Regions from separate parts of the Mus musculus genome. Here region 2 is linked to region 1. Evidence: chromatin loops called from intact Hi-C (ENCODE). Cell type or tissue: heart. All regions are shown on one strand. Each heading gives the region's core, and the rest is flanking DNA. Links, peaks and the distances in the headings are about the cores only. Region 1 has its middle 14 kb from the start of Gm24154. Region 2 has its middle 19 kb from the start of Gm40451.

Evidence for each region. Peaks named below come from ENCODE experiments on the same cell type or tissue, not always from the same donor. Only the 100,000 strongest peaks of a DNase experiment are listed, where the experiment ranks them.
Region 2: a loop joins it to region 1, with 2.2 times the contacts of the local background. A loop is called at or near these places in 1 of 42 quality-filtered maps.

The regions. Positions count from the first base shown.
Region 1 is chr7:112,601,530-112,605,930 of GRCm38, forward strand. No RefSeq gene overlaps it. Among named protein-coding and RNA genes, the nearest start is that of Gm24154, 14 kb to the right of the region's middle. In heart, for the core only: no CTCF peak of the experiment used is centred there; a DNase peak (open chromatin) is centred at 2,452.
Region 2 is chr7:112,653,921-112,658,321 of GRCm38, forward strand. No RefSeq gene overlaps it. Among named protein-coding and RNA genes, the nearest start is that of Gm40451, 19 kb to the right of the region's middle. In heart, for the core only: CTCF peaks have their summits at 1,701 (motif pointing left) and 2,821; a DNase peak (open chromatin) is centred at 2,361; H3K4me3 peaks cover 917 bases; H3K27ac peaks cover 3,557 bases.

The sequences.
Region 1 (4,401 bases), core at 275-4,274:
CTCAAGTTGTCAGCCCTGGTGGCAAGCTGCCTGCCTGCAGCAGGTGTCAGCCTTATCTGCTGAGCTATCTTGCCAACTCTGGGTATTACTATTTTGTATTATCTATTTAATTCTATATTTCTCTTCTTATTCTCTCTCATTTACTCAGCACACATAATGTATTTTGCACTTTCAAAATGTATGCAGCTCTGTCAAGATTCAGGATCATTTTTCTGCTTAGCAGACAGAAAAGGGAGTCTCAGGGAGGGGTAATTTGCCCACAACTTCTTAGTGTCCAGCCAAGAACAAACTATTAGGTCTCTCTGTTTGGAGCCCACCACCTTTGCGTGAGTCACATGCTCTGTGTCTCTTGAGTCACCAAATGTTCCACATTACAATAAAAGACTCATTGTGAAGCCAATACATGGGTATATAGGTCTCAGAAGTTATTATCCATAAATAGTTTTTGCCCATTTCTTTGTCTGTTTCATTTCATCCAGTGGAGACTGCCCTTCCCCTACCAAGAGACACAGAGCTGGTGAATGGCTCATCTTCTACGGGCCCTTGGCTTCATGGTTAATTCCCTACAAATAATTCAAGGATGAATATGTCTCTGGTCTCCTTTTTAGACCTTTATTCCCAATCAAGAAAAGGGGTGGGACCATTCCTCTCTCTTGAATTCATGTATTTGCACATGTGTGTACACCCATGTGTACATGCACATGCATGTGCCTGTGGAGGCCAGAAATCAACCCTCCATGCCATTCTTTAGGTGTGGTCTACTTTATTTTTGAGACAGAGGCCCTTGTTGTCCTGAAGCTCACCCATTATGCCAGGTTGGCTGGCCAGCTCCCATCTGTGTCACATTAGCCCTGAGATTATGGGCGTGTGCCACCATACCTGATTTTGTTTCCACACGGTCCTGGGGTATCCAGGTCCCATACTTGTCTGACAAGCACTTTAACCAAGTGAGCCATCCCCCTGGTTCTCCCTTGGTGGTTTTGGGAATGAATTTTCCTCATGTCGGGATCTCCGATGAGTCATTTCCCGGATCCTACCATATGACTACTTTGAGCATCTCGAATCACACCTTTGCCACAAGCATCGCCTCCGTGCCTCAGGAAGTGACTTCAGGAACATCCAGGCCTGTGGAGCTGCTTCAGGGTCAGCAGAAGAGTCTAAAACACCACAGGCAAAAATGGAAGACATTGTCAGCCAGGTTGTCCTTGATCTTCCAGGCCTGTCGGGTTCCTGGGGGTAATTCTAGTCAGAAGCCATTTACCACTCTGGGTTGGAAATCCTTTCTACCCTGAGAGCATACCTTCTGTACCTTCTTGTCGGCCCATCAAGAGGTGGGGACAATGAGTCCCCCATCCTTCACAAGAAACCCATTTTAAAGTCTTTACGCCACAGATCTCAGTGTCCTGGGGTATATCTAGGATCCTGAGACCCCTGGAGCACTTGAGTTTATTCATATTGAATGTGTGCCTTAGGGGAAAAGCACTTGAGTTTATTCATATTGAATGTTTGCCTTAGGAAAAAAAAAATTGCTCTAGGTTCCAGAAAATCTGTCCAACTATCTCCCACTGGGCTCCGGGATTCCTAAGATCTTCAGAAGTTGGGCCCAGGATCAACACAAACCCAGCTTCTGCTGCGTTTCCACACATTTCCACATATCCTGTCTGCCTAGCTCCCCGCTCTCCCACTTGTCTTTTCAGAGACAGTCTCATGTAGTCCAGGCTACCTGGAACTTACTCACTGTGTAGCCAAGGGCCCTCTTAAACTTCTGGTGCCCTTGCCTCCTTGTAGGAGGATCACAAACATACACAGTTTATATCGCCTCACGCAGCCTGGGCAAGCATTCTACCAGCAGCTAGCCTGTTTCCTCACCTTTACTCAGCTTGGAGTTCTCACCCCGAGCTCTCTCCTTGGGCTCTAACTGGAGGCTTTCGTTGCTTATGGCCATCTTATAGCATAGGGCAGACAAGCAGAGGACATATTCTTCAGACTAAAGCCAAGTTCAAATTCTGAGACTTTGGTTTACCAGTGGCTCATCCTAAGGAGTCAGTCTTTCTGAGCTCAGTTTCCCCTCATCTTCCCCACCTCCTAGTGGTAATGGTAAAATACAGAAGGTCTGTGGTAAAGGGAGCAAAAAGGTCCAGCTCAGCCTTGATGCGGTGGTCACGTCCCACAGCCCAACTAAACAGACTCCCTTGGTGCTTAGCACAGCTTTCTTAATTAACTTGAAATAAATCTTTGCCAGCTTCCTCGGCTGCCTGGAAGGAATTTCCCCTATGGTCCTGTTTTAGTAAAGAAAGAAGTCAGAAAACTGAACGGTCAGTAGTCAGCAGGTACTGAAGAGAGCTATGAAGTAAGCCGGATGCATCCGGCTTACTTCATAGCTCTTGGCTCTGTCTGGAGTAGAGGAAAACCTGGAATTACTGTAAGTTCATCATAGCAGCTGGTCCAAGCAAAACCCGCCAGACTTGCTTAGAGGCCAGCTCTGGATTGCAGCGATAGCTGTGGCCTTCTGAGAGGCAAGAAGAAATTATTTATCTAACTTTTTTTTTTCTCAGTCCCAACCAAGAATTTTCTTTGGCTCAGAACAATGTTAAGGGCCGGTTCTCATTTGCACGGAACTCATGTGAGGATATGAATCTCTGACAGTGTTTGGAGACTTCTTAGAAAGACAAGCACTTTTCTTTCCACGGGTGCCTGTCTCATGATTCAGGAATAATTATTCATCCAGGAAAGCTAATCCTCGGGTCTCATTTGTGCTTGGATTGTGCCAGAACTGCCCATATAAGCACACTGTAATTTTCCACCGCATGCCGTCTGGGCATCACGAAGAGAGCCACCAAAGGCCATTTACCCTCCTTCCAAATTGGCAGTCTTTGTCTACTTGAACCCATGTTAACCAATGTGGCACATTTTAATGCATCTCACTGTGTCAAGCTGTGGCAGCAAATTAGAGTGCAGATCTTAGCAGCTGCTTCTAGAGCGGCTGTCTGGATTCTTCTCTGCAGCCCCGATGCCTCATGCCAGCCGCAGAAAAATGTGCCTATTAATTATATGTCCTGGAGAGGTTTCAAGACAGCCATGCCTGGCTGAAAATGTTGCCTTTTGTGCCTTCGTGTATGCTCACACTCTCGAGTAAGTGAGCATATATGTGTGCAGGTATGACTGTACCTGTATACACACTTGAGAACAACCTCAGATGTTAGTCCTCAAATGCCTTTTCCTTGACACAGGATTTCCCACCTTGCCTGAAACTCAACCATTGGACTAAAGTAGATGGACAGGGAGCCCCAAGGACCCGCCCCTCTCTACCTCCCCAGACTGTTACAGATGCATGCTATGGAGCCTGACTTTATAAACATTTCATTTGTTTATTTACCCATCTATTGATACATTTACCTCTCTCTCTCTCTCTCTCTCTCTCTCTCTCTCTCTCTCTCTCTCTGTGTGTGTGTGTGTGTGTGTGTGTGTGTGTGTGTGTGTGTGTGTGTAGGGTTGGGAGAGGCACATGAATGTCCCTGAGTTGTAATGGAGGTCAGAGGACGACTTGCAGGAATCTATTCTCTCTTTCTCCCATGGATATAGAACCCAGGGTGTCAGGCATGGCAGCAAGGACCTTTCCCTACTAAGCCAGTCTCTACAGCTGGCTTTCCTTTCTTCTTTAAACGTGGGTTCTGTGGGTTGGACTCTGGTTACTGACCAAGCCATCTCACAGCCCTCAAATGTCCTCATTTTTATATTATTATATGATAAGCTTTGAAGCAAATAGTATTCAGAGGTGACTGAGCAGTCCTGGAATGGAGTAGTGGAGCGTTTGAAGAAAACACCCAGCACCCCCCAATCAGATCCACATCTCCTGTGTCCAAGCAGTTATCATTCCAGAGTTGTGGCCAGTGTTGGTTTAAAGAGCCATTGCGTTTCCTTGGTTTGCCATTCTTCTGGAAATTGGAATAATCCAAGATACTCACAAAAATGGCTATTTTTCCGGCTCCTAAATCATGAACAGAACTTTGTTTGTTTTTTGGTTTTGATGTTGTTGCTGGTTTGGTTCATTTTGGTTTGTTTGGTTTGGTCTTAGTGTGTTTGTTTTTGAAACAGGGTCTCACTCTGTAGCTCTGGCTGGCCTCAATATTGATATGAAGTCCAGGTTGGCCTTGAAACTCGTGGAGATCTACCTGCCTCTGCCTTCCAAGTGCTGAAATTAAAGGCATGTGCATCACACCAAGCTAATCTAATCTAAAGTACTGAAAGGTCAAAATCAATATTCCCCCAAGAAGAGATGTGAGCAGCATTTGAAAGTAGTGCATGAAAGGATCTAGTCAATCAGAGAAATGCTAATCAGCAATGAGATCCTCTGTGGCCTCACACTTGTTAGGGTAGGAGCAAGAAACTATGAGATAGATA
Region 2 (4,401 bases), core at 114-4,113, 52 kb after region 1:
TAAATATTTTTTTTATTAAAAAAAAAGTCCTTCCATGTTCTTTTAAGAGTATAACTATATGGCTGGGCAGTGATGGTACATACCATTAATGCCAGCATTTGGGAGTCAGATACAGACAGATCTCTGAGTTTGAGGCCCACCTGATCTATAGACTGAGTCCCAGGACAGCCAGAGCTAGAAACAGAGAAACCCCATCTCAAAAACACAAACAAACAAACAAACAAACTGAGAAGGCCAGGCGGATTCCATGACAGACCTCAAATTGGCAGTTAAGGAGACGAGACCTAAGAATTGGGCGAGTCAAGATAAGTCAACTACTAATAGATAATCACCCCCCCTCCCCAGGCTCCAGCCTTCACCGCCCCCAGTAATGATTCCGGAATGCCTAGAAATAGAGTAAGATAAAATTCATCTATCCCAGAGCTACAGTGTGCTTTAATTGAGACTGCGAGCTCACTTGGTTGTCTCTCTGTCTTGGTAATGGGAGACCCCAGTATGCTGAACACTCTTTTCATTTACACGCTATTTGAGTCTGGGGCATCATTCTTTGGTGAATCATGGACCCTTACAAAACAAGCAAACAAACGGACAAAAAAAAAAAAAAACCAAAACTATAACTATAAAATTATGATGGGCCTGGGGTCAAATCTGCCCCTCAATTTTGGGGAGATCTCCAGAAAGTTCCTCCAGCACCTAAATTTTCAGTTCCTTGTGCTCACTAGCAGACTAAATGAGATAGAGGAGCAACTCTGAAGATGAAATGAACCTGGGCTTGGTGGTAAAGGCCTGTATTCCCAGCTATTTCCCTGGGAGGCTGAGACAGAGGACTTGCAGGTTTGAGGCCTGCCTGGGGATTGTAGCACAGTAGAAGCTTGTTTGCCTACCATGAGTGAGACCTTAGGTTCAATCTCCAGTACTACAAAAAACTAAAACAAAAGAGCAACAATAACAACTAAAACCAGACAACACACTAAATTACGCACCACACACACACACACTGTAAATGCACAAAATGTTCCATAATTGCCACCCTTTGTTCTTATATGGAACTAATGGGGGGGAGCACTGAATATGGATTCAGAAAGAGATTTGTGGCATCCCAAGACCTCTCCCACTTTCCTATATGGTCTCTCTTCCCTCTTCTCTGGACCTACTCACATTATCATTTGATGAACAAATTATCAAATTATGTGTTAAAAATATGAGTCGGGGGCTAGAGAGATGGCTCAGCAGATAAGAGCACTGACTGCTCTTCTGAAGGTCCTGAATTCAATTCCCAGCAATCACATGGTGGCTCACAACCATTTGTAATGAGATCTGAGGCCCTCTTCTGGTGCATCTGAAGACAGCTATAAGGTACTTATTTATAATAATAAATAAATCTTTGGGCCAGAGCTAGCAGGGACTGAGCTAGTGGAGTTGACTTGAGTGAGCATGGCCAACCAGAGCAAGCAGAGGTCCTAAATTCCATTCCCAACAACCACATGAAGGCTCACAACCTTCTGTACAGCTACAGCGTACTCATATTCATTAAGTAAATAAATAAATAAATAAATAAATAACTCTTAAAGTGTCAGGGGGCTAGAACAATGGCTGAGTGGTTAAGAACTTGCTGCAAGATCTTCCAGTTGATCAGAATTCGGATCCCAGCACCCACACTACAGCTTACAACTGTCTGTAACTACAGTTCTAGGAGATATGACGCCCTCTTCTGGCCTCCACAGAGACTGCGCACACATGGCGCATATATATATATATATATATATATATATATATATATATATATATATATATATGTGTGTGTGTGTGTGTGTGTGTGTATGTATATATATATATATATATATATATACACACATACATACATATACACACACATAGACCATAGACACACAAACATACACACATACATGAAGGCAACATACTCATACATATAACATTTAAAAATATCCTCAGGCCATATTAAAAAAAAATCAGCAAAGATAAAGATTGAGAACAAATTGTAAATACTTGTTAACAACCACATGTTCCAAAGCTTGTCCATCATTTTCTTTGTGTCACAAACACACACAGGAGACACAGGAGCTCATGCAAAAACACATACTTCATATACATGCACACGTTCAGGCTCTCTCTCCTTCTTAGTAGCCAGGACTTGCAACTTCTTAGAAACATGGATTCAGCTTGAGGCCAATTTTCACGGAACATTCTCTTCATTTCTTCCTTCCCTGACCTTTCACAGAAAGCCCATGCAGCCTTAGAAAGCGGCAGGCTTCTCCCCACTCTCCCCACATGGTCTGTACACTGTTTGGCGTCTGGCCTCTCCTGGCTGCGTCTGGTCTCAATGGAATGTGCTTATCAGTCTCACTCCCGGAAAACGAAGCCAAACAGCCCAGTACCCTGGTAGCTAAGAGGCTTGTACAAGCATGTGACATGTCATCAACAAGTGAGCTGACACAGATTCTTCAGGTTCCTTATCTGCCTATAACTTCTACCAGACCGACGTATCTCCCCACGTGCACCCACTCCTCCAAACTCTGTGCTTCCCACATCCACCTCACTCTCTCTTCTGCTCAGCCTATTAGCATCCATTGATTGACATTACAGCTGACAGTGATGACTGGACCAGTGGAGCTCCCTGGCACAGCTTTGTCATCCCCCGGAGGCTAGAGCATGGGGTAATGGGAGGACTTTGGTGTTGCACAGACTTGGCTCTGAGTCCAACTTCCTTTGAAGAGTATTTTTAACATGTCTTCATATCTCTGAACCTGTTTCCTCATCCGTGGAATGCAGAGCTCATCTCTGCCCCGCCAGGCGTTGGTGGGAAATAAGAAGACACACACTACAGATCATACTTTATATTGTCAGCATCATTGTTTTGCCCTAAGGATAGTTACGGTCACCTAGCAGAAACCTAGAACAAATCATGCTCTTTTTGCATCTGCAATTCGGTTGGTTAATTTTTTGTTTGTTTGCTTGCTATTGTTGTTGTTTTTTATTGTTGTTGTGTGGCATTAGAGAGATGGCTCAGCCATTAAGAATGGTGACTAATATTCTAGAGGACGCAGGTTTGACTCCCAGTATTCATTTTGTGGCCCACAACCACCTCTAACTCCAGTTCCATGGGATTCAATACCCTCTTCTGGCCTCTGTGGACACCAGGCTTCTACATAATGCACAGACATACTGGTAGGCAAAACACCCAAACACAAAAAAATAAAATAATGTATAAATTATGGGATGTAGAAACATCAATCCATCTTTTTAAAAGACTGTAGCACAGGGCTGTTGATGCATTTTAACTATATTTTTCTCATTGATTGGCTTTTCCCACCTTGAAGGTGAATGTAGCTAAAAGTACTTTCTCTCTCTCTCTCTCTCTCTCTCTCTCTCTCTCTCTCTCGTGTATATCTGTGTGTCTGTGTCTGTGTATGCATGTGAGAACAGCTTGGGTTGTCAGTCCTTGCTTTTCACCTTGTTTGGGGCAGGATCTCTTTTGTTTTTCTACTGTACATACCAGGCTAGCTTGCCTGAAGATTTTGGGGGTTCTGTCTCTGCCTCACTACAGGCACTGGGATTACAGATGATCATGACCCGTGTCCGGCCTTTACACAGGTTCTGGAGATCTGAACTCAAGTCTCATCCTTACACAGCCAGTACCTTACATACCGAGGCATCTCCTCCTTAGGCCTTTCATCAGTATTCCACTAAGAATTTTGGAGGGACAATAGTATATATATTATATACTTGAGCAAGTCTGCATGAATGTGCGTGCACATTGCTCTCTCTCTCTCTCTCTCTCTCTCTCTCACACACACACACACACACACACACACACACACACACACACAGTGCCAAGAATAGGAATAGTCAAATATGGCCGTCACACAATCTTGCCTCCCAAGCTGGGAGAGAGCATGTGGAAGCATTAGTCAGGACTGAACACCATTGTCCCTGGGGCAGGGAGGCTTGCAGTGTCAGGCTACAAGTTCTGCTTAATGAAGCCTCGAGGTCTTAATTGCTTTGAAATCCACACATACTGCCAGATAGTTCTCAGAATTGGGCAAGCCAGAAACTTAAATGAGGCCCACATAGGAAGCATCTTCTCTATATATCCGAGGTACAGGAAAGGCCTTTGTGAAGATCCAATGGAGATACTTCTTCCTCTGGCCACCTGGGAGAGAATAGTCTAACTTGAGGTCTGAGGTAGGATGTGTTCCAAGCAATCCCAGAGACTGAGAGCTTCACACACACACACACACACACACACACACACACACACACACACACACACACACTGCTGGCCATCCCCTTTAGCTCTCTGTCTTCTGAGCAGTTTCTAGCACTCCAATTCATATTGTGTTGTTTGTTTGCCTGTTTGCTTTTTAAAATTATGAATATATG